2 separate regions of the Mus musculus genome follow, and region 2 is linked to region 1. Evidence: chromatin loops called from intact Hi-C (ENCODE). Cell type or tissue: left cerebral cortex. All regions are shown on one strand. Each heading gives the region's core, and the rest is flanking DNA. Links, peaks and the distances in the headings are about the cores only.

What was found. A loop is a pair of places that touch in the nucleus more often than their neighbours do. Peaks named below come from ENCODE experiments on the same cell type or tissue, not always from the same donor. Only the 100,000 strongest peaks of a DNase experiment are listed, where the experiment ranks them.
Region 2: it touches region 1 in a loop (4-fold over the local background); 2 of 42 quality-filtered maps call a loop at or near these places.

Annotation. Positions count from the first base shown.
Region 1 is chr2:21,908,076-21,924,838 of GRCm38, forward strand. It overlaps Gm39767 (a long non-coding RNA gene), which reads right to left. Exons shown (of 6, transcript XR_866004.1): 4 at 10,886-10,999. Among named protein-coding and RNA genes, the nearest start is that of Gm39767, 48 kb to the right of the region's middle. In left cerebral cortex, for the core only: a CTCF peak has its summit at 9,843 (motif pointing right); DNase peaks (open chromatin) are centred at 9,883, 10,361 and 11,098; H3K4me3 peaks cover 595 bases; H3K27ac peaks cover 2,865 bases.
Region 2 is chr2:21,720,219-21,736,981 of GRCm38, forward strand. The region is part of intron 5 of Gpr158 (G protein-coupled receptor 158); the gene reads left to right. Among named protein-coding and RNA genes, the nearest start is that of Gm39766, 88 kb to the right of the region's middle. In left cerebral cortex, for the core only: no CTCF peak of the experiment used is centred there; a DNase peak (open chromatin) is centred at 8,052; H3K27ac peaks cover 2,369 bases.

The DNA of each region.
Region 1 (16,763 bases), core at 7,240-12,239:
AAATTACAGGCAAGATACAGTGCAAGACCTGATAGTCTTGAATTACTTTCATGTCATGGTCAGCAATTGGCAGGCCAAAGATGGAGAAACAGCAAGTTTCTGACCACATCATGCTGTTGCAGTCTCATCTTTCTATTCCCTGGTATTGTAAGGAAATTCATTTCTTCCACCAACCCTCAACAAACATGGTTGGTAGCAAGCAGTCGCTAGTTGGAAGCTGATTTTTGCATTGTCCTTGAGTACCTTTCCTTTCCTTGTGTACCAATTTACCATGTTCTAGTTAGGGACCCCAGCTAGAATGTGTAGTTTCATGCATCATTTCCCTTTCAACCCTAGATTCCAGGGGAACCCAAAGACACCCACAGTCAGAACTCTCAACTAGGGTAGAATGTCTGGATCTACACTGATGATGACTCTTTCATCTTATGTGTGTGCGAGTGATGTGTGTATGTGTGTTAGTGTGGGCATCTAATGTGCCTTTGGATATGTTGTACATGTGTGTACACACCTTCATTTCAGTGCAGGTGTACAATGTGCCATAGCATGGAGATCAGAGGACTCTGGCTCTTCATCTTCTCCCTTATGGAGGTCAGAGGAAAACTCTGGATCTTTATCTTCTACCCCCCTCCATATAGATGTATGTGTGTGTATGTGTGTGTGTGTCTTTCTGTCTCTCTCTCTCTGTATCACTCATGTGAATATGTGTGCATCCATCACTGTTGCTATTCCTATTCAGGGTTCTATTGCCTCTGCCTCCTATCTAGCTTTAACACTACAGAGAATGCAGATCTGTACTACACCTGTCTTACATGGGTTCTGGAGATTTAAACCCACGTCTTCATGTTTGTTCATTGAGCACTTCACCTACTAAGAGATGTTACCAGCCCAAGGCCCTGTTCTTGAACTTTAAAAGACTAACCACAGCCAAGTGGAAACCTGCCTGCCTCATTTACATATCAGAAAGCCTTCTTGTCATCAGTAGGAAAATGTACAAAAGACACTTTCATTCTCTTGGCCGTGTAACACTTTTTGCTATGACTGTAAATAATGCAGTTTAAGAGACATTTTGAGATTAAATAGGTTTGCCTTTGGGATCATTTTCTTCTCTGCCGGATTTTGGGCCAGTCTTTGGCACAAAATCTATGCTGTAATGATACTGCAATCTACTAGTATAAAAATAACTTTTGATGTCAAACCTGCGGGGCCCAGGAGAGCTGCTCTCATGAGGGGAGGATCCGAGAGCCCAGAGCCTAGGAGGCAGAGGGGGCCAGGCCCAGAGGGCTGCAGAGGCAAAAATAGAGCGCTAATGGCCTGGAGTGACATGGGCAAGAGTGGGAAGCAAACAGCAATATTTATAAAAAAAAAAACGGCTGTGATATCTATTAAGTCCCCATTCTTTTCTTCTTCTTCTTCTTCTTCTTTTTTTTTTTTTTTTTTCTCCCCGGGTCTATTTTTGGCTCTTTCCCCAGCATAGGCAGCGGCTCTAAGTGAAGAGTCTTTTTCCTGATTGCCCTGACCTCTAGCCGAGCCAGAGTCCAGCAGTGAATGATTGCTCAGAGTCTGGAGTTCTAATTGACCACCACCGCCCCCTCCACCCCTTCTCCCGCCCCTCAAGGAAAGACCCACGGAGGGAGTGATCTCATCTGATCTTTTCCAACTTTCCATTTTGTTTCTGCACAGCAGAACTATGTACAGCAGCATCGCCTAGTGGCAGTAGTCTTGAACTGCAAGGGAACATGAGTTGTGACTCTAAAAGCCTGGGAAGTTGGAAAATGTCAAGCCAAATATTTACCTTAATCCTCTTGCTCAGGGTAGTTGAAACTAGCTTATTCCTTCTGTGCCTACAGTTGGTAGAGTACTCAGGATCATAGGGTGACATCATTTGAATGTCCTGTGACGTAGCAAATATCCACCAGGGGAATAAATACAACCTGTGATTTTGTAACTTCTGTCCAGAAGTAGAAAAATTGAATCAAAACAGTATTGGTGAGCTCTTAAAAATTAGCCCAATCTCTTTCTTTCCCGTGTGCTTTGGAGACAGGGTCTTGTTAAATGGCTCAGGCTAGCCTTGAACTTGTGATCTCAGCCTCCCATGCATCCAAGATTACAGACCTGCACCACCAGAACCAGCTCAGGAAAGATTTTTACAAAGTAAAATGTGATCTGGAAACTATGCTAATGTGATGATGTTGTGTTCACAATCTGTGACTATAATGATAAACAGATGGTAATCATTATAATCCATCACACTCAAGATTTCAAAATAAACTCATCAATTAGAATGTGAGATTCCTTCATTCTTCAACTAAACTTCCTATGAAAAAGCCCGAGATCACAGAAACAAATATTTCGCTGGGAATCTGCCTGTTGTTGTCGTCGAGAAGCTAACTATGCTAAAGACTCTCCACCTCCATGTTCAGGTTCTAAATTTTTATGTAGTCAGAAGAAGGGAGCCTTGTTTCTCTTCCAAATACGCAAATGGCAAAACTGTCTCAGACCTGAGCATATGAAACATGATGCATCTTTCCTGGAGATACTTTGTTGAAGACCCAGAAACTAATGTATAATCCAGACCTCCAAATATGCGTATGGAAGTGGAGACTGCAAGAACTGGCCACAGCTGGGTCCTTTATGATGAAAAGGAATTTGTTAGCTCACAGTTCTAGAGGCTGAGGAGTCCAAGGTCAAGTCACCCTCCAACAGAGGCCTGGCTACTCCTCACTGAATGGCTGAAAGCAATAAATGAGAGATGGGAAGAGAAGACAAAACCCCAACTATTTTATAAAGATCAGTCCCATCCATGAGCATCAGGCCCTCCTGGTCCAATTATCTCTTAAATGTCTACATTTTAATCATGTTACATGAAAATTAAATTTCAACATGAGATTTGGAGGAGATGGTCTTTCAAAGTAGTGGTAAGGACGAGGATGCCTCTGGAGAGAAGCTATGAAGGGGCTTTAAACTAGGCCTCTCCTGTAACACCTGGTGCACTTCTAAACTGCCCCAGCCTGTCAGACTTTAATGCTATAATTCCATCTCTTTGGAAGAGGAGAGAGGACATCATGAGTTCCAACCAACCTGAGCTACATAGCAAACAATGGGCCAGCCATAGATACCCATCAAAACATGGCATATGGCAGTGGTGGCACACGCCTTTAATCCCAGCACTCGGGAGGCAGAGGCAGGCGGATTTCTAAGTTCGAGGCCATCCTGGTCTTCAGAGTGACTTCCAGGACAGCCGGGGCTACACAGAGAAACCCTGTCTCAAAAACACCAAAAACAAACAAACAATAAACAAAACAAACAAACAAACAAACAAATCATAGCATATGATGCCTCTTTCCTGGAGTGTCTGTATGAGCACACATATGTGCTTGTGTACATGGGTTTGTGTACATAATTGCACACATCTGCCTGTATGTGCATAAATCTGTGTAGTTGTGCATGCAAGCGTGTATTGACATGTGTGTTCCTTTGTGTGTGTGTGTGTGCACATGTGTGTGTCATGGACTCAGGGATACTCTGTCTCTTAGGAACAGATATATTCATAGAATCAGAGACACTGGTTCTATGAATATACAGAACTCCAAAAGTAAAGTTAGTGGAAAAGTCTACTAAAATGAACTTGAATTATTTATTTTTGCCTTTTCTCCCTGTAGGAAAGCTCATGAAAAGAGGAATTATAGGACCGTGAAAGGCAGCCTGCTTTCTCGTTGAGCTAGGCTTAAACCCCAGAGACCCAGCAGATAACTTGGCAAGGAAGGGAAGACGTTTGCCATACTCCTAGACACCAGGCTCCTGATAAGAAGCCTCAGCTCTCCATAATTCTGTGGCCATCAATTATGTCGGGCAATGCCCCAAGCCCCTCCACAGGAGGAGGATGACCACAGATCTCTTAGCTTCAAGACAGACCTCCATTTTAATGAGGCAGCTAAAGGCCTGGACTGACTGCATAGGCAATTAAGCTCTCCTTCCCAGACATTCCTCCCTGCAAAAAGTATTTAGCCTCAGGCCCACCCTGAGAAAGTGGGGTACAGTTTCACTCACCACAACTCTCCACCATGACAATGAATGCCTTAAAACCATGGGCAGCCTTGTCTTATTCAGACTGCTGTGGGGCACAATGGAACAGGTTTTCCTCTAAAGAGCCTCATCTAATATCCCACGCTATCATCCATGATCTCCACCAAGCCAAGCCACCCACTGGAGCAAAACAAGGACTTGTTCGTCCCTGTCTGGGGCTCTCCTCCTCCATCTTTTCTCTTCAGCCCCAGACTAGAGCCTGCTCGTTGACCCACACTCCATCCTCAGCTCTTCCGCAGTATCCAGCTGCATCTGTGGTGTCCAAGAGCCTGAGAACCTGCCATCCCTGGCCACCATGCAGCCTGGGGACCCATGAGCAGAACTCTGGCAGTTCCCTGGGGACCTCAGGCTGTGCTTCCCCATCACCTGAGCAGCGTCCCAGCATGGGGAACGAGTAGTCAAAATTCCCATGTCCCACCTCCACGAGCAGCCCTAGCCCTGTGGCTGACCAGATGCAGGACACCATTTTAACCCACAAGGAATTACATCGAGAAAATGGTTTGGTACTCACAGAGTCAAAATATTGGCCCTGGGTAAGAGATGAAAATATCTGAAAAGCTCATTAGAGTCCCTGAGCTGTGATAACCTGCCTCACCCATCTTGTTAGGGACTTGCCTCCCAGACACTCTGGATGGCTGCTGCCTGAGGTCAGGTTTCTCTGAAGCAAATAGACTTGGAACCTAGAAATAAATTCTTAAATAAATATAAATAAATGTGAGTTTGTTTTTCTATAGATTGTGTTTAAAGAAAACCTAGAGTAGTGCAGGCATAATTTGTTTGCAATCTACCTTCAACCTCTCCTCTAGCCCACTACATAGCAGAGGGAGTGGAAGGATATGAGGTAAGTAGACCTGCTCAGCAATAGTTCTTTGGGGGTGAGTTCAATGTTTCTTAGCAGTTTGCCCCATAGCAAACACTAAATATAACTCAGCAGCTGCAGACCAGTCCTCTAGGCAAACAGACACATACAGGAACTGGCAACTATACTCTAGTCCCTTTGGAAAGCAGACACCAGGAATGAACCAACAGCTACAGTCCAGTTTTCTTGGCAGGCAAACACCAGACATGGACAAGCAACTGTAGTTCAATCCTGAGGAAACCACTAGGCTTGCTAACTAGCCTGAGATAAGACCACTGAAGCAGCAGGCTGCTGCAGGATCCTCACAAGAAGTTTTGGGCAAATTTCTCTTATTGTCTGTGCTATCACAAGTTGAGTTCAACAGTGCTATGTAAAGCCAACCAATACTTGTGTGTCATTAGCAAAGAATAGCGAGGTGGAACAAATCAAACCAATGCTCAGTGCTCATCTCCCACTCTCTATGGAGTCATATTTATACTCCTTCATCCTGTGTCCTTTCATGTGTCTGCTTTAGTAAGACATCTTTTACCTGTGTGCCCCAGCATAATACCATTTGACATAACTAACTTTCCAAAGAAACCAGAAATTTCCACTTCAGTGTAGTGACTAGTTTAAGTCAACTTGACACAGGTTAGAGTGATTTCAGAGGGAGGAACCTCAATAGACAAAATGCCTCCATAAGATCAGGGCACTTTCTTAATTAGTGATTGAGGGGGAGGGCCCAGCCCACTGTGGGTGGTACGACCCTAGGCAGGTGGTCCTGGGTTCTAGGAGTAAGTGGACTGAGCAAGCCATGAAAAGCAAGCCAGTAAGCAGCATCTCTCAATGACCTCTACATCAGCCCCTGCCTCCAAGTTCCTGTCCTGGTTGAGTTCCTGTCCTGACTTCCTTCACTGATGAGACATGATGTGAATGCGAAATACAGTTAAATCATTTCCTTGTCATGTTGCTTCTGGCCATAGATTTCATCACAGCAATAGTAGACCTAAGATATTGGGCAAGTGGGGCAGTGGAGCCATATGAAAAGTAAGCTAAGACAGGTGAGCTCCTAAGTCAAAGTTCATCTTCCTAGGTGAGGCCTAGAGACTGGTTCAGTGCCTGTGTCAAACAGTAACAATCATCTATACCTAGTGGGTAATAGAGCTGGAGTGGTCAAACACCTCCACCCAGAGACACTGCCCAAGATAAGACACAGGTGTAGCAAAGCAGGCTCCAGCCAGATAGAATCCAGCCTTGGCCTAGGTTTGGTGTTCACAATGGCAGGCTGGCTGTTGCAAGTGGAAAGGGGCTCCAGAAATGCAGAGCTGCTATGGTTGACTGAGACTTTCCCCTCCCCCAAGGCTGGTCCTCAGCCACACAGGTTTACTCCCCAATGTTCCAAAGGATATTGTCTTTCTTACAAATGTCCTGGGCTTTAAATTTAGGCAAGCCCACCTATGTCCATTGTTTTGTCAAATTTAAATTATGGTGATCTTATCTACATGTAGTTCAGCCTTTTGTTCTTTGCATATTTGTATACTTGTTCTTCATCCCAAGAGGCAATAGAATAGGGTAGATGGGGCTTAATGCCACTTGCTAGGGTCTTCGTATGGTTTTCCCGTAAGTCTATGTGTGAAAAGCTTTGTTCACAGCATGGTGCAATTGGAAGGTGGCAGTCTTAGGAGGCAGAATTTACTAGCAGTTCTAAAAAACATTGGTGGGATGCCCTCAGCAAGCATTGCATGAAATCCTGAGTTGCCCTTTTTTCCCTGGTTCACATGACAAGCCCCTTGCCCTGTTGTGATGTGCCTCTTCAGTCAGAGACTCAAAACAGTGTCAACACTTGATCTTAGACTAAGCTTCCAAAACCAAGATCCACAATAAACCTTTTCTCTATAACTTAATTCTCTCAGGTATTTTGTTATAGTGACACAAAGCAAGCTGATATCTCATCCTGTGAACTTATAGCCTATACTGTATAAACTGCGGTGGGAGGTGAGGCATGAGAAATGCCCAATCAACAAAGGCTCTATGGGACTTTCTTACTCCCTTACTGTATTTCATGAATTATGTAGGATGATAGTCACTGAACTGAAGAAGCCAAAACGTTTGATTTATCCTCCCCTTCTCTAAGAAGACACGTACAGATTCTAAATTCTTCAGCTTTGCCTTTGATAGATCATGAAGAAAACAATTACCAAGACTAGGCTAAGCAAGGACAGAGTTAATGAAAACCCTCTGCTTGTGTGTGTCAGGGCTATATACTACAACACCAGCTATGATGTGTTCAGCAGCAGACATAATTTCAGAGAACTGAGAGGCTTAGATCAAGGGCCAAATACTACACAGGAACAAAATAAGATTTTCAAATCTATTCACCGAAGTCGTACTCCCATAAGACTTGAACTCCCATTGGAGCAATGCCAGAGAAGGCTTTGCTTCTTCCTGAGTCATGGACTCAGTTGTTTCATGTGCTTCATCTAAAAGATCCTGACAGAGAGTAAAAGATTATTTAAGCCCCTAGACCTGTGTCCAAAATAGCACCATTGTTCCAGGATGTCAGGTGTTTGTGTTTTTTGCCAGGTGTTTGCAGTTTTGCCTTTATTGCCCAATGCCGGGTGTTTGTGGTTTGTGTGTCTATATAAGCCTCTTACCCCTTGAGCTTATTGTGGACTCCTCTACCCCTGCGTGGGATACAAGTCATCCCCAGTGCACTGGTCTTGTTTGTCTGTGTGTCTCGTCCTTTGTTTTCCTGACCCCTTGGGTTCGTGGTCGACTCCTCTACCCCTTTGCGGGATACGAGTCGTCCCCAGTGTACTGATCTTTCCTGAATAAACCTCTTGCAATTTGCATCAAGACCATTTCTCGTGAGTGATTTGGGGTGTCGCCTCTCCTGAGTCAGAACATGGGGAAGTCCTCACATTGTGGATCTTTCACATCTCTGACAGTATATAGCATTCAGAAATAAACAAGTAAATAAACAAGGTGTCCTGATTTGAAATATCACCTAGATTATTTAAATCTCAGGGCTCTATCATCTCCACCCACTACAATCAAAAAAGTTGTGTTCAGTTAATCCAGCTTTAATGTTTCAGTTCTCATCATGTAGACCTGAGGAAAACACAAAGGACTTGGGATAAATGCACATGTGTAGTAGCTACCTGATCCTGCCATTTTCTTTTCATTCCCTTCTTCCCTGTTGAGAGGAAGCCCTACAGAGGCATGACAATGTCTCCCTGAATGGAGTGGTAGACCCTGTCAACCCAGCCCAGCTAAGCTCCCAGCCAGCAGCCAGCAGGTCTCTCACTCAGTTAGGTCATTTTGAACCTCCTAGACATTCCATAACTCCAGCCAATCACGGGAAAGGAAGAGCTACTGGTGAGACACTGTGTATTGTTACTGACTCATGCCACCGAGGTAGCATGTGGTTTGCCATGCAATAGTGAAGTAAGTCAAACAGCATGGAGACACTGGTGGAAACAAATCCCTTCATTAGTATGAAGAAGCAATCTCAGAGATATGGACTGGCTTGATATATGTGGAGGCTTCCTCCCATTGAGACTACTTTTCAGATCATCATGGGAAGGGATTAGAAAACCAATCTGAGTCCCAACCACAGACCTTCAAAACAAACAAACAAGCAAACAAAAAAACAGTAGCATGGAATGACCCAAGGTTCTAGCTGGTGCCAACCTCAGGTTGGCAGCAGGGGCAACCCTCATCTGATGGCCCACATTTTAAAATGATACCTGACACTTCCTGAAGGTCACAAAGCTTCACCTCTGGGAAATATTGCTGGGGGCTGGATTTGAAGGACACTTGGTACTCTACCATAGGCGTCTCTAAGGAGTCCCAGTTATTGGTGAGCAACCAACTGATCGAATCCAAAGGAACAGATCCAAGCAAGAGAAAAAAAAAAATCTGGAATTCTTGCAGCATCCAATACTCACACAAAAAAAAATCTCATCTTGAACTTCCTCATCCTCCCTGGATCTGTGGATTTCTTGGACTGTTCTCACCGTAGTACTGAACTAGACCATGTTCTAGGATAACATGGCTCTGTCATGGATCTCAGCAAGCACCCAGATAGTTCTTGGAGCAAAGATTGTGGGTGAACAAGGCTAAATCTAAATCATCATGCTGCAGCGTTAAAAGCTGTCCTTCCCCTCTACCCCCTCATTCTTACTCCCCCAATTCCCACCCCCCTCTACCCCCCTCAGCTAGCAAGGAATACCTGTTTTATTAGGCGAAGGAAATTCATGTGAAATAAACCATTCAAAGCTATCGGAGTTTGGTGTCGTGTACAATACATGACCTGAGGTTTGTATGCACATAAAAACTGTTCGGTAGTGGGCTATTTTTCTTTTGAAATTTGCCACTTTGTATGGTGACCTTTTCCTTAGGTGACAGTTGGAGGAACTTTTAGTTCTAAATGTAGTGATTAGGTTGTGAAGTTGGCATATCAAAATTATAATATTGGATTTCTATTTTTAAGTGACTGTAAAAAGACTCTATTCCAACAAGAGGCGAAACAAATTGGCATTCTTTATAAAATAAATGTGGGTTGTAATGACCTTCCTTGACAGAACAAAATGTGGATGAAGGAGATGGGGGAGAGGCTGTTAGAACGTGAGGACGCAAGAGTAATGTTCAGTCAATTTGGGAGATTCTGAAAGACAAGGAGGCATCTGCATCTTCCCCCCCCCCCCACCCGCCCACCGACCCGACGCATGGATTTTAGGATCTCTCTATCTCCAGGAGGTCTGAAGACATCACCAAAACACTGAGGGCCTAGGAGTGGAAACAGAACACAACAAATAACCTTGTATTTAGTAGCTAATGAGTTGGAGCAAAATGCTGTAGGTACTTTCTACAGTATCTTGTTTTCTCAGCTCAGTTGTTTGCAATTTTATCTGCAAAGAATAAGATTTTCCAGCAGGTGGCAGCAGACATCTTTTAAGAAAGAAAAATTATTTAGATTACATTAAATGGAGAAAGAGCAAAGGCAGGGGGTGAGGAGGGGTGGGAGGGTGAGGGATGGAAGAGTGGAGGGAGCGGCAAAGAGAGAAAGCGCAAGACAGTGGAGCAGTGGACTCTAGAAAACACCGCTCTTCTCTTCTCAGAGGAAAGCGGAGTGCATGCCACTTACACCATCTCCTGTTTCGTGTCCTTGTTGGGAGGAATTGCTTATATGAGGTGTTACATGAATGGCACATGCCGAAGATATGGCGGTTGAGGTGGGGTGGCGGAGGTTGGAGCACAGAGAGCCAGCCCTGATTCTAATACCCTGGGAACGCATGGACTAGCTGCAGACACTGGTCCCTTCTGGCTTCCCCCTCTGACCTGCTTTCAAAGACACCCACTTCCCTGTTCCTCCAGGCTATTCTGTATGCAGGAAGCATCCCAGTCTGGCTCCTGGCTCCAAAACTGGACACCCCCGCCCGCTTCCCCAGGCAGCCAATTTAGCCTGCTTGTCCTCCTTGCCTTTCTGGGTTGGCGGTTGCCATGGCAACCTCCAAGGCTCTTCGGGCTTTCTTACTGACTGACCAGGCCTGGAAAACCGTTTTGGAATCGACAGTGCTGTATTTGTGGGGAATTTTAATGAAAGAGCAGCCTGACCTAGCTTCAGTGTTGCACTGTGGAAAATGGCAGGGGCGTGAGGGGCTGCTGAACTGTAAGGGGCAGCAGCTGCCAGAAAGATGGACCGCTTGGGAGAGACTAGAGAGAGAGAGCAATGCCCTTTGTTATTGCTTCATCTTCAGGAAGAAGGGGTCCTTGTCACAACTAGTGGAGCAATTCCCCAACACAGTAGGGGCATTTAAAGACACCCGAGCAAAGGCAGTTCTTTCTCTAGGTTTTAATAAAGGTGTAAACTTAAGCTTATTTTCATTCATGAAACAAAACAAGCATTTCCACAGGTAAATGTGGGGGAAATGGCTCTGACAATTTAGACTTGAAGCTTACCTCTGTTGCACATTTTGATTTTTCCAATTTCCAAACGTTCTGAGACAGGCAGCCTCTTCGGCACTCTCAGTGAATCCCCCTCTTCCTTCAACACAGCCTGGCCTCACCAGTTTGCTTCAGAAGACAAAAATACAGCAACAATGATGGGATGCCACTTTTACAATGAGGTGCAACTAAAAAGTGGGTTTTAAATTTTGTGTCTCCCAATACCCTGTCACTAGAATCCCTGACTGCCACTCCATGAGGACAGTCAGGCAGCTATGATAGTACCCACATGACAAGAATTGAAGAGAGGCTCTGATCCCAGTTTTGCCTCAGGATGACCCAGTTTTTCTGCTGGTGGCTTCACTTCTCTCTAATGAGGGAACAAAAGCCAGAGGCTCCGGCTGAGCTACAGCTGGAACCTCAATCCACAGAAAATAAATTGTCATCTCAAGCCAGCACATTCCGGGAGTCTCAGTTAAACAGAAATAGGTATCTAATAGAGTCATTTGTGTGGGTTTCCATGTTTTGGACTGTTGGGAGTATGTGTTCTTAGGATCTCTCTGGTTGTGTACTTAATTCCAGGCTTATCACTCACATCTCTAAGAAGCAGGAGGCAGGTCACCAACCCTCAAGTTTCAGTTTCCTCATCATGTAAGTTGATACAGTGTCCCTCGTTATCTGTGAGAGATTCTCCCATGATCCTCCTATGATATGCAAATGCATGGGTGCCCAAGTACCTTACATAGATGGCATTGTATTTGAATATAAGATGTGAACATTTACACACAGGCTTTAAATCACCTCCACAACTGCTTATAATAGTCAATATAATGGAAATGCCACATAAGTAGATACACTACAATATTGTTTAGGGAATAGTGATAAGAAATCTGCACATACAAACTAGAAATGCAATTTTATTTAAATTTTGTTTAATATTTGAGTAGATTCATAGATGCAGAGCACATAGACACTGGGGTCTGGCTTTACTTGTAAAGGTTTTGAACATAGTGAAAAGAAAATGCTTGGTAAACTAGTTATAATCACTACTGAATACAAATCATTCACATTTCCAGTACAGCTTTCTCTATATCTACAGCAATTACTTATCTCAGTGACTGAGTTGCTGACCAAACCAGTACCATTTATCTATTGCAGATAGATTCTAAAAAGAGTCATGCAGACACATGGACTAGGGTTTTACAAAGATGCTGTGATCCTTGAATCTTTTTAATTCTGTAAGGTCTGTGAAGACTGTACTGAGAAAGCCATAACCTGGGCAGCCAGGCTGGCCTACAGACACCAGGGAGAGACTTCTGGAAAGCTGGTCATTCTAGAAATAGGTGAGATAACTATGTCTCTGATGAACTGGATTGAAGCAATTGGGCAGCATCATGGTGGTATGCCATTGGAAGCCAGGGCCTACATATTGTGATGGCTGATACTCTTACATCACAGATACATTTAAGGAAGGTTACATTAGGGAATAGAATTTCCTGAAATTCCATTTATACACCAAGAACAATCTAGGAAGGCCTTTGCAAAGTTTCATTTCAGACAGTCTAGCCTTGTGACTAACTCCAAGAAAACTTTGTTGAAAACCCTTTATTGTAAAGATCCTCTGAGGATCATGGGTACTTGGCATATTTTAAATCTAAAATACATTTTTGTTTGTTTGTTTGTTTGTTTGTGACAGTCTCACTCTAGACCCAGTCTGGCCTAGAACTCAGGATCCTCCTTCCTTAGCTTTCCAAGTACTAGAATTACAGGTCTGCCCCATCACCCCAACACCTAAACCTGAAATACTTTGAAAGTTAACAATTTTCTTGAAAGAGATAAGGAAATAGTGAAAGAAAATGATAACAAAGAAAGAGAAAAGAAAAGGGAGAAGAAAGGGCTGTCAGTGAACCACATGACATCAGTCAGGAAGCCTTTGCTTCATTGACTTATGGGACCAGCACCATTACTACCACCTCATTAGCATGTGCTGCCTGCATTCTCTGCATCAGACACTGAGTCATCTTCAGCCACATGCTCAGAGGTCAGCAACTGGTGTCCCAGGATAGGATAAGCATCCCAGAACAGGCAGTCATGGTCTTACAGCACTTACTTAGGCAGACCCCTATGTGTCAGGCCACTTCAGGCAGAATGCTTGCTGCATATGCACAGCCCATCAACTCATGCACACAATGCTTATACACTTCTATCCCAGGAGACACTTCAAATAGGAATCTTCAGAACTCACAGAGCTCGGGCCTGGTCATCCTGACTCAGCTGTTTGCTCCGCTGCTAACCAGTGGGAACTCGATCGTCTTTCCTCTCCTGACTGCATCTTCCCAACACTAAGTTGAAAGGTTACTTTCCATTCTCCAGTACCCAAAATCAAAACAGCAAGATTTCTGGCTGTCTTTTTCTAAACTTCCAACCCAAAGTTTTGAAAGAGGAAAGAAAAGGAAAAGGCTTAGAAAATATTTTCCTAATGAGGCAATTCATTTGTGCACTGTGGAAGCCATTAGTGGATCATTATGAATTAGTTTTCTAAATTAATCAATCAATTAAGTCTCATAATCAGATCAAGTAGATCACAGGCCAGTCTGCTCTGGTTTGATTAATTAGATGACATGAAAGATCAGACAATTAGATCACATTAATCTCATGCTCCTTACACTCATTCCCCAAATGGAAAGTAAAAGCCCCTTGCAGAGCACATGAGTTAGGCTAAGTGGGCTCAGGGTCCACGGCTGATTGCAGAGGATGCCTGAGGTTTTGGGCTCTGGCCTAACTCTGAGTTTAGAAGTCCACAATTTGAGATATAGGTATCGGTTACAGAATCATATAAAATGATACAAGTTTGTCTTACATTTCTTTATGGGGTTGAGTCAAATTGTTCATAGCACTGAATTCCTTCTGGAGTCACTGGGGAAGATGTTGAGGCCACCTAGCTGGCTGTATTCATTGGTTCACAGTCTCATCATTCTATTCACTGCCTCCGTCACCTGTCACATCTTCTCACACTAGCACTTCTGCCCCTCTCTTCCTCTTATAGGGATGCTTCTGACCATACTAGCCCTACCCAAATGACCAGGACTGAATCCCTCTCAAGTTCCTTATACTAACTCACTCTGCAAAATTCCCTTTACCACGAAAAATAAGTTTCCACAGGCTCTAGAATTAAGATATAGACATCATATCAGAGCCATTGTCACACCTCCCACATATTAGGGCTGTGCCCTAATTTCAGAGAGTAGCACATATGGTCCCTTAAGAATACCCCAGTGCTCAGAGCACTGAAGGGCCCCATAGTCATGCATTCCAAATTCTGTCACATCTTCTACAGCTCTTATAATTAATATAATACAATGGATGAAGCTCAGCTTCCAGAAGATTCTGACTACTGTAAAAATAAGTAGCCTGAGAGAATCAATAACCTGTTTCATTAACAACTATCATCTACATATTAATTATAATTAATTATATGTGGAAGATCAATCAGATAATAATACTAAGAGCTCAAGACCCCAGGCCCAGGTCCAGACTTCAGTAAATGATTTTTAAAATATCTTACAACAATTACTTCTACTGTAAAATATGTTAGCTAAGGCTAATTACTGATCACCTATATTTGTGTGTGTATGTGTTTGTGTGTGGTGTGCGTGTGTGTGTGTGTGTGTGTGTGTGTGTGTGTGTGTGTGTGTGTCTGGGCATACGCATGTGTGTATCTGTGTCTGTGTGTTCACATTTATGTATGTGTGTGGGCTCCTGTGTGTCTGTGTCTGTGTGTGTGTAAGTGCATGCACAGCTGTGTGTATGTCTCTCTGTGTGTATGTGTAGCATACACATTATCTTTTAGTTTCTGCTTATTTACTATTACCAGTCCAGAATAGTTAGTAGGCACCTCTGCTGGGAGCTGGAGTTAAAATCTGTAGGAATGGAACCATGGCCAAGAAGAAAGAAGGGGGAAAAAGAGAGAGAGAAGAAAGGCTAGAGAGTAAGAAAAAGAGAGTGAGAGGGAGAGAGAGTAAGAGAAAACGAGGAGAGAGTGAGGTGGGGCCAAACAGCCCCTCTTATGGTGGGCTGTTATCTTGGTGTTGCTAGGTAACTGGGAGGAGTCTAGCCTGAAGGTCTGAAGTCTATGTGACTACGAGCCACAGCTTCTCCTGTGGGGGCTGTGGAGGGCGGTAACTTTGACAGGAGCCTTGAATCCAGTAGACATGAGGGAACTCGTTCTGTCCCATGTAGGCGGGTATTATCACCATCGGGTACCAGGGTTCCACACCTCAGCTCGACTGGAGACCAGATTGTCTTTGCATAGCCCATTGCCCCACAGAGATAATTTCCTAGGTGAGATTTTCCGATAACTCTAGCATGTGTCAAGTTGAGGAGGGGGGAACCTAACAGGACAAACCTGTTTTCAAATTAAGTTACTTTCTGAAGCAGTCAAGATTGAGAACTCAATATATAAATTTGATGGGTAATGTGCATTCACTCATCACACTGCCAACTGGTGGATTTTAAAAATTAGTATCGACATTTAACTCCATACTTCATTCATTTAAAAAGAGAAATTCAAGATTAATCAACATAAATGTTTACTTTCTTTGTTGACAATTTAAAAATCAAGCCAGGCATGGAGACACATGCCTTAAATTCCAGCACTTGGTAAGCAGGTGCAGGAGGATCTTTGTGAGTACAAGACCAGCCTGGACTACGTAGAGAATTCCAGGACAGCCAGAGCTACACACTATGTCCCTGTTTCACAAACAAATGATAAGAAAAAAATATATATAAATTAAATCAAAAGCAACTTTTAAAAGACTAAGTCCCTTCCTCTATATCTAATCTCTCTGGGTCTATAAATTGTAAGTTGGTTATCATTTATTTAATGGCTAATATCCACATATAAGTGAGTACATGCCATCTTTCTGGATCTGGGTTACCTTGCTTAGGATGTTTTTTTTTTTTTTTTTTTTTTTTTTTTTTTTTTTTTAGTTCCATTCATTTGTCTGCAAATTTTCTGTTGTCTTTTTTAAAGATCTGAGTTATGCTCCATAGTTAGATGATTCACATTTTCTTTATCCATTCTCCTGTTGAGGGACATCTAGATGGTTTCCAATTTTCGGCTCTTATGAAGAAAGTTATAATGAACATGGTTGATCAAGCATTCTGTGGTAGGTTGAAGAGTCCTTTTGGTATATGCTTAAGAGTAGTATACTTGGATCTTGAGGTAGATCAATTCCCAATTTTCTGAAGAATCACCCTATTGACTTTGATAGTGGCTGTACACATTTGCATTCCCACCAGCAAAGGAAGATTGTTCCCCTTATTCTGCATCCTTAACTGCATGTCACTTGTGTTATTGAGCTTAGCCATTCTGACAGGTGTAAGATAAAATCTTGAAGGACATTTGATTTTGAAGAGTAGATTACATTTTCATAATGGCTAAGAATGTTGAACATTTCTTTAAGTAGTTCCCAGCCATTTGAGTTCCTTCTATGGCTCGTCCTAGTGTTGAGAAATAGAATAGATGTTGGAGGTGGACTGGGGCAGGTGGGGACAGAAAGGGATGATCAGATGTGGACAGGGAGGAAAGACTGGGTTTCGGGAGAGGATTCAGGGAGAGACAGATGCTATTGAGGGGCATCTGAGAGACAATATGGAAACCTAATGCAATGTAAATTTCCTAAAACATTTGAAGGCAGTCCTAATAAGATCTCCTAATAATGAGGAATGCAGAGTCCCAACTGTCTAACTCTTGTCACCACATGAGGTTTCCAGTAGTATTCAATTGATTTTTTTGGGGGGGAGGGGCAGGGGAAATCTCCAAACAAACTAGACTGTTGTTAAGATAATGAGTTGCTCTCTGAAAACTGACACTGAGGCCTCATTACTGAGG
Region 2 (16,763 bases), core at 5,788-10,787, 190 kb before region 1:
CAACTTTCCTGTCTTCTATTTGCCCTGATGGTCCCATATCCTAAATGTCACATAAACATCCAAACACCACCAACAGCTGCTAGCCAAGTGACCATACACAAGACCCTAGAGAGACATTTTACTTTCAAAGTATAGTAAACAACAAGATGAATAGAGATGCAGCTGGCAGGTAGTGGAATACCTGTGGCCAGAGAGGCTTTGGGGATTTCTACCAGAGAGACAGGTAAAGCAGAGAAGGAAAGAAGTCCACTAGAGAACAGATACAGTTAGTGTACAACAATAAAGAAATATATCGAGCACCTGGGGGAGTCATCTTGGTTCCCAGACTACTCAGAGACTATTCTGCACAGGTGAGAGTATGGACTACAGAAGCTAATAGCTTCTGGGACAGGCAGAAGCCACACAGCTTCTGGGGCAGACCCCATTTTGGACTCCAGACATCCGGGCATCTTCCCTGCAGGAGGAGAGGTATCCGCCCCACCTGGAAGGCCTTTGCCAAAGTACCTGGGAGAGCGATATTGGTTCCCGGACCATTCAGACACTAGTCTGCTCAGGTGAGAGTGTGAACTACAGAAGCTAACAGCTTCTGGGGCAGGCAGAAGCCACACAGATTCTGGGGAAAACCTCGTTTCCGGCTCCAGACATCCCGGCACCTTCCCTGCCAGAGGAGAAGTGTCTGCCCTGCCTGGTAGGACTTTCCTGGAGCACCTGGGGGAGCCATCTCTAGACCAGATTCTCTCAGAGACTAGACTGTGTAGGTGAGAGTGCCTACTATAGAAGCTACACAGCTGCTGGGACAGGCCCTGTTTCGGGCCTTCATCTTCTGCCAGGAGGCAGGTCTGAATGCCAGATATCTGTGCACCTTCCCTGCAAGAGGAGAGCTTGCCTGCAGAGAGTACTCTGACCACTGAAACTCAGGAGAGAGCTAGTCTCCCAGGTCTGCTGATAGAGGCTAACAGAATCACGGAAGGAACAAGCTCTAACCAGAGACAACTATAACAACTAACTCCAGAGATTACCAGATGGCTAAAGGCAAATGTAAAAATCTTACTAACAGAAATCAAAACCACTCACCATCATCAGAACCCAGCACTCCCACCTCAGCCAGTACTGAATACCCCAACACACCCAAAAAGCTAGATCCAGAGTTAAAAGCATATCTCATGATGATGGTAGAGGACATCAAGAAGGACATTAATAATTCACTTAAAGAAATACAGGAGAACACTATTAAGAGGTACAAGTCCTTAAAGAAAAACAGGAAAACACAACCAAACAGGTAGAAGTCCTTAAAGAAAAACAGGAAAACACAAGCAAACAGGTGATCGAATTGAACAAAACTATACAAGACCTAAAAAGGGAAGTAGACACAATAAAGAAAACCCAAAGTGAAGCAACACTGGAGATAGAAACCCTAGGAAAGAAATCTGGAACCATAGATGCTAGCATCAGCAACAAGAGATCTCAGGTGCAGAAGATTCCATAGAGAACATGGGCACAAAAATCAAACAAAATGCAAAATGCAAAAAGATCCTAAGTCAAAACATTTAGAAAATCCAGGACACAATGAGAAGACCAAACCTACGGATAATAGGAGTAGATGAGAATGAAGATTTTCAACTTAAAGGACCAGCAAATATCTTCAACAAAATTATAGAAGAAAACTTCCCAAACCTAAAGAGATGCCCGTGAACATACAAGAAGCCTACAGAACTCCAAATAGACTGGACCAGAAAAGGAATTCCTCCTGACACATAATAATCAGAACAACAAATGCACTAAATAAAGGTAGAATATTAAAAGCAGTAAGGGAAAAAGGTCAAGTAACATATAAAGGCAGGCCTATTAGAAGTACACCAGACTTTTCACCAGAGACTATGAAAGCCAGAAGATCTTGGGCAGATGTTATACAGACACTAAGAGAACACAAATGCCAGCCCAGGCTACTATAGCCGGCCAAACTCTCAATTACCATAGATTGAGAAACCAAAGTATTCCATGACAAAACCAAATTCACACATTATCTTTCCATGAATCCAGGCCTTCAAAGGATAATAACAGAAAAAAAATGCAAGGATGGAAACTATATCCTAGAAAAAGCAAGAAAGTAATCCTTTAACAAACCCAAAAGAAGACAGCCACAAGAACAGAATTCCAACTCTAACAACATAAATAATAGGAAGCATAAATTACTTTTCCTTAATATCTCTTAATATCAATGGACTCAATTCCCCAATAAAAGACATAGACTAACAGACTGGCTACACAAACAGGACCCAACATTTTTCTGCTTAAAAGAAACCCATCTCAGGGAAAAAGATAGATACTACCTCAGAGTGAAAGGCTAGAAAACAATTTTCCAAGCAAATGGTCTGAATAAACAAGCTGGAGTAACCATTCTAATTTCGAGAAAAATCGACTTCCAACCCAAAGCTATCAAAAAGACAAGGAGGGGCACTTCATACTTAGCAAAGGTAAAATCTTCCAAGAGGAACTCTCAATTCTGAATATCAATTCTGAATATCTATGAACTCTCAATTCTGAATATCCAAATGCAAGGGCAGCCACATTCATTAAAGAAACTTTATTAAAGCTCAAAGCACACAATGCACCTCACACAATAATAGTGGTAGACTTCAACACACCACTTTCAACAATGGACAAATCATGAAAACAGAAACTAAACAGGGACAGAGTGAAACTAACAGAAGTTATGAAACAAATAGATTTAACAGATATCTACAGAACAGTTTATCCTAAAACAAAAGAATATATCTTCTTCTCAGCACCTCATGGTACCTTCTAAAAAATGGACCATATAATTGGTCACAAAATGGGCCTTAACAGATACAAAAGTATTGAAATTGTCTCATGCATCCTATCAGATCACCATGGACTAAGGCTGATCTTCAATAACAACATAAATAATAGAAAGCCAACATTCATTTGGAAACTGAACAACACTCTCCTCTATGATACCTTGATCAAAGAAGGAATAAAGAAATTAAAGAGTTTTTAGAGTTTAATGAAAATGAAGCCACAACATACCCAAACTAATGGGACACAATGAAAACATTTCTAAGAGGAAAACTCATAGCTCTGAGTGCCTCCAAAAAGAAACTAGAGAGAGAACACACTAGCAGCTTGACAACACATCTAAAAGCTCTAGAACAAAAGGAAGCAAATTCACCCAAGAGAAGTACATGGCAGGAAATAATCAAACTCACGGGCAAAATCAACCAACTAGAAAGAAGAACTATTCAAAGAATCAACCAAACTAGGAGCTGGTTCTTTGAGAAAATCAACAAGACAGATAAACGCTTAGCCAGACTCACTAGAGGAAAAAAGGACAGCATCATAATTAACAAAATCAGAAATGAAAAGTGAGACATAACAACAGATCCTGAAGAAATCCAAAACACCATCAGATCCTTCTACAAAAGGCTATACTCAACAAAACTGGAGAACCTGGAAGAAATGGACAAATTTCTAGACAGATATCAGGTACCAAAGTAAAATCAGGATCAGATTAATGATCTAAACAGTCCCATATATATTAAAAAAAATAGAAGCAGTAGTTAATAGTATCCCAACCAAAAAAAGCCCAGGACCAGATGGGTTTAGTGCAGAGTTCTATCAGTCCTTCAAAGAAGATCTAATTCCAGTTCTTCACAAACTATTCCACAAAATAGAAGCAGAATGTACTCTACCCAATTGATTCTATGAAGCCACAGTTACTCTGACAACCTAAACCACAGAAAGACCTGACAAAGATAGAGAACTTCAGACCAATTTCCCTTATGAATATCGATGCAAAATTACTCAATAAAATTCTAGCTAAAGGGATCCAAAAACACATTAAAACAATCATCTATCCTGAACAAGTAGGTTTCATTCCAGGGATGCAGGGATGGCTTAATATATGGAAATCCATCAACATAATCCAGTATATAAAAAAACTCAAAGACAAAAACCACATGATGATGTCGTTAGATGCAGAGAAATCATTTGACAAAATCCAACACCCATTCATGATAAAAGTCTTGGAAAGATCAGGAATTCCATGCCCATATCTAAACATGATAAAAGCAATCTAGAGCAAACCAGTAGCCAACATCAAAGTAAATGGTGAGAAGCTGGAAGCAATCCCAGTAAAATCAGGGACTAGACAAGGCTGACCACTTTCTCTCTACCTACTCAACATAGTACTTGAAGTCCTAGCCAGAGAAATTCGACAACAAAAGGAATCAAGGGGATACAAATTGGAAAGGAAGAAGTCAAAATATCACTTTTTGCAGATGATATGATAGTATATATAAGTGACCCTAAAAATTCCACCAGAGAACTTCTAAACCTGATAAACAGCTTCAGTGAAGTAGCTGGATATAAAATTAACTCAAACAAGTCAATGGCCTTCCTCTGCACAAAGGATAAACAGGCTGAGAAAGAAATTAGGGAAACAATACCCTTCTCAATAGTCACAAATATTATAAAATGCCTTGGCTTGACTCTAACTAAGGAAGTGAAAGATCTGAATGATAAGAACTTCAAGTCTCTGAAGAAAGAAATTAAAGAAGATCTCAGAAGATGGAAAGATCTCCCATGCTCATGGATTGGCAGGATCAATATAGTAAAAATGGCTATCTTGCCAAAAGCAATCTACAGATTAAATGCAATCCCCATCAAAACTCCAACTCAATTCTTCAAGGAATTAGTAAAGGCAATTTGAAAATTCATCTGGAATAATAAAAAACCTAGTATAACAAAAACTCTTTTCAATGATAAAAGAACCTATGGTGGAATCACCATGCCTGACCTAAAACTGTACTACAGAGCAATTGTGATAAAAACTGCATGGTACTGGTATAGAGACAGACAAGCAGACCAATGGAATAGAATTGAAGACCCAGAAATGAAGCCATACACCTATGGTCACTTGTCTTTGACAAGGGAGCAAAAACCATCCAGTGGAAAAAAGACAGTATTTTCAACAAATGGTGCTGCCACAACTGGTGCTTATCATGTAGTAGAATGCAAATTGATCCATTTCTATCTCCTTGTACTAAGATCAAATCTAAGTGGATCAGGGAACTCCACATAAAACCAGAGACACTGAAACTTATAGAGGAGAAAGTGGGGAAAAGCCTCAAAGATATGGGCACAGGGGAAAAATTCCTGAATAGAACAGCAATAATTTGTTCTGTAAGATCAAGAATGTACAAATGGGACCTCATAAAATTACAAAGCTTCTGTAAGGCAAAACACTCAGTCAATAAAACAAAAAGGCCACCAACAGATTGGGAAAGGATCTTTACGCGTCCTAATTCAGATAGAGGACTAATATCCATTATATATAAAGAAATCAAGAAGATGGACTCCAGAAAAATCAAATAACCTAATTAAAAAATGGCGTTCAGAGCTAAACAAAGAATTCTCACCTGAGGAATACCTAATGGCTGAGAAGCACCTGAAAAAAATATTCAGCATCCTAATCATCAGGGAAATGCAAATCAAAACAACCCTGAGATTCTACCTCACACCAGCCAGAATTGCTAAGATAAAAAATTCAGGTGACAGCAGATACTGGCAAGGATGTAGAGAAAGAGGAACACTCCTCCATTGTTGGTGGGATTGCAAGCTTTACAACCACTCTGGAAATCAGTCTGCTAGTTATTCAGAAAATTGGACATAGTACTACCGGAGGATCCTGCAATACCTCTCCTGGGCATATATCCAGAAGATGCTCCAACTGGTAAGAAGGACACATGCTCCACTATTTTCATAGCAGCCTTATTTATAATAGCCTGAAGCTGGAAAGAACCCAGATGTTCCTCAACAGAGGAATGGATACAGAAAATGTGGTACATTTACACAATGGAGTACTACTCAGCTATTAAAAAGAATGAATTTATGAAATTCCTATGCAAATGGATGGACCTGGAGGGCATCATCCTGAGTGAGGTAACCCAATCACAAAGGAACTCACATGATAGTTACTCACTGATAAGTGCATATTAGCCCAGAAACTTAGCATACCCAAGATACAAGATACAATTTGCAAAACACACGAAACTCAAGAATAACAAAGACCAAAGTGTGGACACTTTGCCCCTTCTTAGAATTGGAAACAAAACACCTATAGAAGGAGTTACAGAGACAAAGTTTGGAGCTGAGACAAAAGGATGGACCATCTAAAGATTGCCATACCCTGGGATCCATCCCATAATCAGCCTCCAAATGCTGACACCATTGCATACACCAACAAGATTTTGCTGAAAGGACACTGATATAGCTGTCTCTTGTGAGGTATGCCGGGGCCTGGCAAACACAGAAGTCAATGCTCACAGTCAACTATTGGATGGAACAAAGAGCCCCCAATGGAGGAGCTAGAGAAAGTACCCAAGGAGCTAAAGGGGTCGGCAACCCTATAGGTGGAACAACAATATGAACTATTCAGTACCCCCTGAGCTCATGTTTCTAGCTGCATATGTATAAGAAGTTGGTCTAGTTGGCTATCATTGGGAAGAGAGGCCCCTTGGTCTAGAAAACTTTATCTGCCTGAGTACAGGGTAATGCCAGGGCCAAGAAGTGGGAGTAGTTGGATAGGGGAGTGGGGGGGGGGTTCTGGGGGAATTTTGGGATAGCATTTGAAATGTAAATGAGGAAAATACCTAATTAAAAAAGTTAAAATAAAAAGAAATATATCAAGGGTTTGACTATCTTGATTTAATTAATCATAGGGCAGTTCCAAAAAGGGCATGAAGAATTGGAGCAACAGGAGAGAAAGAGATTTCAGTGATTGGACTTTCTAGATAATGTTAGGATCTAAGACATGGTATATTCGTCAGATCCAAGCCTGAGACTCTGAGAGGGCAGAGGCAGTGGAGTATAGGAGCGACAGAACTGAGAAGTGAGGGCACATGGCAAGGAAAGCTACAGAAGTTTAAGGAGAAGTTGCCAGTAAGCAGGTCTTCTGTGGAGGGGGATTCCTTGATAGATGATGACAAAGATGCAGAATTTTGCATGAATCTCATGGTCTGTGGTTTTTAAGATGTCCTAGCTTCTCTGAAGTCATTTTGTCTATCTTAGTCCCAGCACCAAATGTTTCTTTATAGCTATTAAACTTGATACTTCACTGTTTTGTTCTCTGACCCTAAATCCTTAGAAAATACCATCTATAAGTAATTTTAAGAGCCAGATATTCATAGAGACCATAATAAAACAATGAAGCAACTGGAAATCCATTCATGTGTGTGTGTGTGTGTGTGTGTGTCTGTGTGTGTGTCTGTGTGTGTGTCTGTGTCTGTGTGTGTGTCTGTGTGTGTCTGTGTGTCTATGTGTCTGTGTCTGTCTGTGTATGTCTGTGTATGTCTGCCTGTTTGTGAGTGTGCATGGACGTATGCACTGTGGTGATGCTTGCATGTGCACATGTGTGTACCTGTGCAGTAGCTAAAGGTGAATATCAGATGTTTTCTTCTACAGCTCTCCATCTTATTCTTTGGGACCTAGTCTCTCACTGACCCCTGCTGATTTCACGAGACTGATCCAGAAACCCTCAGGGCTCAGCTGCCTCTGCCTCTTAAGCGCCAGGATGATAGGCATACAATGCCACTCCTAGCTTCTAATAGATGCCAGGGACTGAACTCAGTTCCTGACAGTTATAGGCACTTTCCTTGCCTAGCCATCTCCCCAGACCCTTTCATGCATTTAAAAAGTACTTTATTTAAAGGTGATAGATCCTCATTGCAAAATAAAAACTACTAAAGCATGAAATTTTAAGAGTAGACATCCAGTTCTCCCTCATTGACTCTTCAGTCCTCCAACAACCTACTCCAATATAGCCTTAAGTTGTTCATTGACTGTGCATCCAAACATTCTTTTTGGCAGACAGCAAGCCATCAGGCTGCTCTCTGAAATGTGTTATCATTTGACAGTTTTTCTTAAGGGTGTTTTCGCAGGTACAGATCAGTCAGATCTTAATTATTTTAAGTTCTCTATTGTGTGGCAGTAATAAGGATGACATCGTCGTTACATCTGTCCTCCATCTGTGAAGAATGCTTTCTCTTGCAAACACTGTTTCGGTGATTATTCTTGGACATACATCTTTGCATATTTTATAATGAATGTGTATGTAGGGCAGCTTGACAGAAATAGAATCCTTGCTGTGTTTTTGTAATTCTTTCTCTTCACCCTCCCCAGGTTTTCTGAACTATGTTTCTGCACAGTCCACAGGACTTGCTTCTGGTCTATGAAGCAGCAAGGCTTACAGCCACCTACAGCTAGAACCTTAAAATCACCCATGGATCCTTAAGAAATAAAGGGGGGAGAGATGGATTTCATCACAACCTAGTGAATCCAAAGTTTCCTGAACTTCCTTGTGTTTTACAACCAGTTACAGGGGCTGGAAAGATGGCTCGTCAACTAGTAGCTCCCCCTGCTCTTGTAGAGAACCTGCCTTTAGTTTCCAGCATCCACGTGTGGCTCAGAGCTGTCTGTAACTTCAGTTTTAGGGGATCCAATACCCTTTTCTGGCTTCCTTGGGCTTGTGGATGTAGATTGTTCTGGGATTCAGAGTTGAAGCTCACTGAGATGGTTCTTGGATTCTCAATCTTTCCATAGCTGTGGGTACATCTCTCCAACTCTAGAGTTCTCCATCTGAAACACCAATCATTTTTACTGTTTCTTTCCATGAATTATCCCAGTTTGTTTTTTAGTAATTATTCATCCACTTACTAACTGCATTTTTTATCTCAAGGTATACTTTTTATTTGATTTTCTTGAAAATCTGTTTTCCTTATGAACAATGTTATAATTTTCTACTCCTCTGTTCACTACTTAGAACAACTTTTGTCATACTTCTAAGGCATCAGGCATTCTAAAACATCCAGATTTCACTGAAAGCCACTTCATTTTTTATTCTATTTTCCTTCTGTAACAGGAGGTAGTAAAGCAGGCTGAAATGGTGCTAAAGTTCCACACTTTGAGACACATCTGGCATCTACTAGCTAGGTGACCTTGTGAAAATAAATCCCCTCTGGGTCCCAAAAGTAAAGACAGGAAAACAACCTTACTATCAGTTTTCTTTCCATTACTACATCAAAATACCTGAAACAATCAACTTATAAAAAGGAGAGGTTTATTTGATCTGATAATTTGGGCAGTTTCCACCCATGGTTTGTTGACTCTGGGACTTTTGGACCTTTGATCAAGCAGCACATCATGGTAGGGGCCTGTGGCAGAACAATGGCAATCACTTTGTCACTGGACTTGAAAAAAATAAGTTCAGCTGAAGTCCCACAATTCTCATCAATGTCCACACTCTTAGAGACCTCACTATTCCAGCCTCTTAGTGCCTCTAAGGAGCACCAAGCTGGGAACGAAACCTGTAATATACCAGACTCTGGAGAAACAGTCCAAATAATCTATAGCATTTGACCCTAACCTTCTAAAATCCATGCCCACCTTATAAGGCAAATGTGTTTAGAGTCAGTATTCGGGAAGGGGAGGGGTTGAAGCCTTAATTATTCTACTGTTCCTCAAAAGTTCATGTCTTCTCTATGACTCTAGACGAACCTAGCCATGGATTCCCTAAAAGGACAAGTTACATACTTCCTACTTACTGTAGGGTAAACAATACTATGCTGAACTCAGCATGGAGATTAAGACCTGAAAGTCAGTCTGACACCTAGGGAATACCAGTTTCTAGTCAGTTAAATGCATCAGTATTGTATTGAGAAAACCCATAGCTTTCACAATGGGTTTCCAAAAATGAAACTTCAGGTTTGCTGGCTTTTTAAAAGATGCCATGTTGGGAAGTTCTTTCTGGAAAGGAACTGAGAGAAGCCTCCAGCTAAAGCCAGCAAGGACATAAAGCCACCTTGTCCTAGGCGACTGAACCCCAGCACTAATCTCATGTGTACAGAAGTTACCATCCAGAGCCTTCAGATGAAATCTAGCCATGAGCAAGGTTTGAGTGCACATGTGTGAAGAACTCTGAGGCTGTCATGATCTGGATTCTGACTGGTTGATGATGAAAGTGAGGTATGATGTGAGTGTTATTTAAGCTGGTCAGTTTATAGCAAGTGATTCTACTCAGACATGTAGCAAATGTACCTTGCTTGGTTCTCTGCACTTATCCATCATGTTGATTGACTTTCTGCTTTAGTGAAGCATGGTCTCTTTACCCTGTCTATTTCTTTCCCTTTACCTAACCACTCTATTCCAAAGAATTCACTTTCTTCTCTGTCAGTGTTTGAAGATCTATGCTGTGTGAAAGACTCAGTTGTTAATGACAATGTAGCACATATCAAGAATGATTCTCATATGTTGGTTATAAAATGGGTGCTCTCAGTCCCTGTGGGTTATTGTGTGCTTCTGTAACACTGCACCTTCATTAAGTTGCTGAGGAAAGCAAGACCAGGCTAGCTTTGGAGCTTTGCCCTAGGCCATGCCTCACTGGTCATGGAGCCTAGACTGTCATTCACCACTGGAGTTCTTTGTTTTATCCACCACAGTACTCTGTAGTTCTGCTCTTCCAACCTGTGTATTTGCAGAACTAGGCAAGTGAAGTTAAAAATACTTCTTGGTTTGTTAAGCTTCTTCTGATTCCTTGAGGTAGTTAGCTTGTTGTGTGTATTGTATTTTTATTTAATGATAAACCAGGCATATAATTGTGTCAGCAATCCAAACAATGCTCTTAGAGGTGTGTTACAGATGTTTTATATTCTGGATGGAGCAGTACACAGTCCCTGGATTTGTAATGGTCCTTTACCAGCTCTGTACTTAGCACTGATGTCTGTTTTAGCACATGATGAAAGACTGCAAAAACTAAACCAGAAAAGCTCTGAATATATCCATGGCTCATTTGTTTCTGAACTGTATATTTCCAAAGAGAGATATTTTTTACCTGCCTCACAAGTATTATAGCTCAATGATAACCACATGTTTGAGTCATTTCAAGAGAGGATTCAGAAATTTAAAGATATGTTCCCATTAATGGAAGGATTAAATAGAAAGATGGAGCAAATACATTAGAGAAAACAGGCAAGGAAACAGCAACATAGTTTTCTGCCTCATCCCTCATCTGCTGAACCCAACTGGCATTTTTTAAAATTAATTAATTTATTTATTTATTTATTTAAGATATTTTCTTTATTTACATTTCAAATGTTATCCCCTTTCCTAATTTCCCCTCTGAAAATCCCCTTTCCCCTCCCATCTTCCCCTGTTCCCCAAACCACCCACTCCCAATAATGGTCCTGGCATTCCCCTATACTGGGGCATAGAGCCTTCACAAAACCAAGGTCCTCTCAACCCACTGATGACCGACTAGGCCATCCTCTGCTACATATATAGCTAGAGCCACGTGTTTTCTTTGATCGGTGGTATACTTCCAAGGTGCTCTGGGGGTTCTCCTTAGTTCATATTGATGTCCCTACTATGGGGCTTCAGACCTCTTCAGTTCCCTGGGTACTTTCTCTGGCTCCTTCATTGGGGACCTTGTGCTCCCTACAATGGATGACTGTGAGCATCCACTTCTGTATTTGCTAGGCACTGGTAGAGCCTCACAGGAGACAGCTCTATCAGGCTCCAGTCAGTAAGCTCTTGTTGGCATCTGCCTAGTGTCTGGGTTTGGTGGTTGTTTATGGGATGGATCCCCAAATGGGGCAGTCTCTGGATGGTCTTTCCCTCAGGCTCTGCCCTCGAACTTTGTCTCTGTAAATACTTCCATGGGTATTTTGTTCCCCATTTTAAGAAGGAATGATGTATCCACACTTTGGTCTTCCTTCTTCTTGAGTTTCATGTGTTTTGCAAATTGTATCTTGTGTATTCTAAGTTTCTGGGCTAATATCCACTTATCAGTGAGTATATATCATGTGTGTTCTTTTGTGATTGGGTTACCTCACTCAGGATGATATCCTCCAGATACCTCTATTTGCCTAAGAATTTCATAAATTCATTGTTTTTAGTAGCTGAGTAGTACTCCATTGTGTAAATGTACCACATTTTCTGTATCCATTCCTCTGTTGAGGGACATCTGGGTTCTTTCCAGCTTCTGGCTATTATGAATAAGGCTGCTATGAAAATAGTGGAGCATGTGTCCTTCTTACAAGTTGGAACATCTTCTAGGTATAAGCCAAGGAGAGGTAATGCTATATCTTCCAGTAGTACTATGTCTAATTTTCTGAGAAACCACCAAACTGATTTTCAGAGTGGTTGTAACAGCTTGCAATCCCACCAACAAGGGAGGAGTGTTCCTCTTTCTCCATATCCTCTCCAGCATCTGCTGTCACCTGAATTTTTGTTCTTAGCCATTCTGACTGGTGTGAAGTGGAATCTCAGGTTTGTTTTGATTTTCATTTCCCTGATGATTAGGATGCTGAATATTTTTTTCAGATGCTTCTCAGCCATTCGGTAGCCCTCAGTTAAGAACTCTTTGAATGTGGTAGTTCTGTACCCCATTTTTAATAGAGTTATTTGATTTTCTGGAGTTCAACTTATTGAGTTCTTTATATGTATTGTATATCAGTCCCCTATCAGACTTAGGATAGATAAAGATCCTTTCCCAATCTGTTGCTGGCCTTTTTGTCTTATTGACAGTGTCTTTTGCCTTACATAAGCTTTGCAATTTTATGAGGTCCCATTTGTCAATTCTTGATCTTACAGCACAAGCCATTGCTGTTCTATTCAGGAATCTTTCCCCTGAGCCCATATATTCAAGGCTTTCCCCCACTTTCTCCTCTATAAGTTTCAGTGTCTCTGGTTTTATGGGGAGTTCCTTGATCCACTTTGATTTGAGCTTGGTACAAGGAGATGAGAACAGATCAATTCGTATTCTTCTACATGATAAGCACCAATTGTGCCAGAATTATTTGTTGAAAATGCACTCTTATTTTCCATTGAATGGTTTTAGATCCGTTGTCAAAGATCAAGTGACAAGAGTATGTGGGTTCATTTCTGGGTCTTTAGACCTATTCCATTGATCTACCTGTCTGTCGCTGTACTGGTAATATGCAGGTTTTGTTTTTTTTTTTTGTTTTTTGTTTTTTTTTTTTGCTGTTGTTGTTTTTGTTTTTGTTTTTTTATCAAAATTGCTCTGTAGTACAGCTTGAGGTCAGGCATGGTGATTCTGCCAGAGGTTCTTTTATTGTTGAGAGTAGTTTTTGCTATCATAGGATTTTGGTTATTCCAGATGAATTTGCAAACTGCCCTTTCTAACTCAGTGAAGAATTGAGTTATAATTTTGATGTGGATTGCATTGAATCTGTAGATTGCTTTCTGCAGGATAACAATTTTGACTATATTAATCCTGCCAATCCATGAGCATGGGAGATCTTCCCATATTCCGAGATCTTCTTCAATTTCTTTCTTCAGAGACTTGAAGTTCTTGTCATACAGATCTTTCACTTCCTTAGTTAGAGTCACACCAGGGTATTTTATAGTATTTGTGACTATTGTAAAGGATGTTGTTTCCCTAATTTCTTTCTCAGCCGTTTTACCCTTTCTGTAGAGAAAAGCCACTGATTTGTTTGAGTTATTTTTCAATCCAGCTATTGCACTGAAGCTGATTATCAGGTTTAGGAGTTCTCTGGTATAATTTTTAGGGTCACTTATATATACTATCATATCATCTGCAAATAGTGATATTTTGACTTCTTCCTTTCCAATTTGTATCCCTTTGATCTCCTTATGTTGTCTAATTCTCTAGCTAGGACTTTAAGTACTATACTGAATAGGTTGGGAGAAAATGGGCAGCCTTGTCTAGTCCCTGATTTTAGTAGGATTGCTTCAAGTTTTTCTCCATTTAGTTTGATGTTGGCTACTGGTTTGCTGTATATTGCTTTTAAGATGTTTACATATGGGCCTTGAATTCCTGATTTTTCCAAGACTTTTATATTGAATGGGTGATGGTTTTTGTCAAATGCTTTCTCAGCATCTAACAAGATGATCATGTCGGGTGTTTTTCCCTTTGAGTTTGTTTTTTATAGTGGATTATGTTGATGGATTTCATATATTAAACCATCCCTGCCTCCTAGGGATGAAGCCTACTTCATCCTGATGGATGATCATTTTGATGTGTTCTTGGATTCAGTTTGCAAGAATTTTATTGAGTATTTTTGCATCAATATTCATAAGGAAAATTGGTCTGAGGTTCTGTTCCTTTGTTGGATCTTTATGTGGTTTAGGTAACAGAGTAATTGTGCCTTCATAGAATGAATTGGGTAGAGTACCTTCTGTTTCTATTTTGTGAAACAGTGTGAGGAGAATTGGAATTAGGTCTTCTTTGAAGGTCTGATAGGACTCTGTACTAATCCCATCTGGTCCTTGGCTTTTTTTGGTTGATAGACTATTAATGACTGCTTCTACATCTTTAGGGAATATGGGGCTGTTTAGATCATTAATCTGATCCAGATTTAACTTTGGTACCTGGAATCTGTCTAGAAAATTCTCCAGTTCATCCAGGCTTTCCAGTTTTGTTGAGTATAGCATTTTGTAGTAGAATCTGATGATGTTCTGGATTTCCTCATGTTCTGTTGTTATGTCTCCCTTTTCATTTCTGATTTTGTTAATTAGCATGCTGTCCCTGTGCCCTCTAGTTAGTCTGGCTAAGTGTTTATCTATCTTTTTGATTTTCTCAAAGAAACAGCTGCTTGTTTGGTTGATTTTTTTAATAGTTCTTTTTGTTTCTACTTGGTTGATTTCAGAACTGAGTTTGATTATTTCTTGGTGTCTACTCCTCTTGGGTAAATTTGCTTCGTTTGGTTCTAGAGCTTTAAGTGTGCTGTTAAGCTGCTAGTGTGTGCTCTCTCTAGTTTCTTTTTGGTGGCACTCAGAGCTATGAGTTTTCTTCTTAGGATTACTTTCATTGTGTCCCATAAGTTTGGATATGTTGTGTCTTCATTTTCATTAAACTATAAAATGTCTTTAATTTCTTTATTTCTTCCTTGACCACATTATCATGGAGTAGAGTGTTATTCACCTTCCATGTCACCGTTGGCTTTCTATTATTTATGTTGTTATTGAAGATCAGCCTTAGTCCATGGTGATCTGATAGGATGCATGGGATAATTTCAATATTTTTGTATCTATGGAGGCCTGTTTGGTGACCAATTATATGGTCAATTTTGGAGAAGGTACCATGAGGTGCTGAGAAGAAGGTATATCCTTTTGTTTTAGGATAAAATGTTCTGTAGATATCTGTTAAATCCATTTCTTTCAGAACTTCTGTTCTTTCACTGTGTCTCTGTTTAGCTTCTGTTTCCAGGACCTGTCCATTGATGAGAGTGGGTTGTTAAAGTCTCCCACTATTATTGTGTGAGGTTCAATGTGTGCTCTGTGCTTTAATAAAGTTTCTTTAATGAATGTGGATGCCCTTTCATTTTGAGTATAGATATTCAGAATTGAGAGTTCATCTTGGAAGATTTTAACTTTGACCAGTATGAAGTGTCCCTCCTTGTCCTTTTGATAATTTTGGATTGGAAGTAGATTTTATTTGATATTAGAATGACTACTCCAGCTTTTTTCTTCCAGCCATTTCCTTGGAAAATTATTTTCTAGCCTTTTACTCTGAGGTAGTGTCTCTCTTTGTCCCTGTGGTGGGTTTCCTGCATGCAGCAAAATGTTGGGTCCTAGCTGTGTGTGGTGGTGCATGCCTTTAATCCCAGCACTCGGGAGGCAGAGGCAGGTGGATTTCTGAGTTTGAGGCCAACCTAGTCTACAAAGTGAGTTCCAGGACAGCCAGGGCCATACAGAGAAACCCTGTCTCGAAAAAAAAAAAAAAAGTTGGGTCCTGTTTGTGTAGCCAGTCTATTAGTCTATGTCTTTTTATTGGAGAATTGAGTCCATTGATATTAAGAGATATTAAGGAAAAGTAATTGTTACTCCTGTTATTTTTGTTGTTAGAGTTGGGATTCTGTTCTTGCAGCTATCTTCTTTTAGGTTTGTTGAAGTATTACTTTCTTGCTTTTTCTAGGGTGTAGTTTCCCTCCTTGTGTTGGTGTTTTCCCCTTATTATCCTTTGAAGGGCTGGATTCATGGAAAGATATTCTGTGAATTTGGTTTTGTCATGGAATACTTTGGGTTTTCCATCTATGATAATTGAGAGTTTTTCTGGGTATAGTAGCCTGGGCTGACATTTGTGTTCTCTTAGGGTCTCTATAACATTTTTCCAGGATGTTCTGGCTTCCATAGTCTCTGGTGCAAAGTCTGTTGTAATTTCAATAGGTCTGCCTTGATATCTTACTTGACCTTTTTCCCTTGCTGCTTTTAATATTCTATCCTTATTTAGTGCATTTGTTGTTCTGATTATTATGTGTAGGGAGGAATTTCTTTTCTGGTCCAGTCTATTTGGAGTTATGTAGGCTTCTTGTATGTACACAGGCATCTCTGTTTTTAGGTTAGGGAAGTTTTCTTCTATAATTTTGTTGAAGATATTTACTGGCCTTTTAAGTTGAAAATCTTCATTCTCATCTATAACTATTATCCTTAGGTTTGGTCTTCTCATTTTGTCCTGGATTTCCCGGATGGTTTGAGTTAGAATCTTTTTGCATTTTGCATTTTATTTGATTGTTGTGTCCATATTTTCTATGTAATCTTCTGCACCTGAGGTTCTCTCTTCCATCTCTTTTATTCTGTTGCTGATTCTCACATCTATGGTTGCTGATTTCTTTCCTAGGATTTCTATCTCCAGAATTCTCTCCCTTTTGATTTCTTTATTGTTTCTACTTCCATTTTTAGATCCAGGATAGTTTTGTTCAATTCTT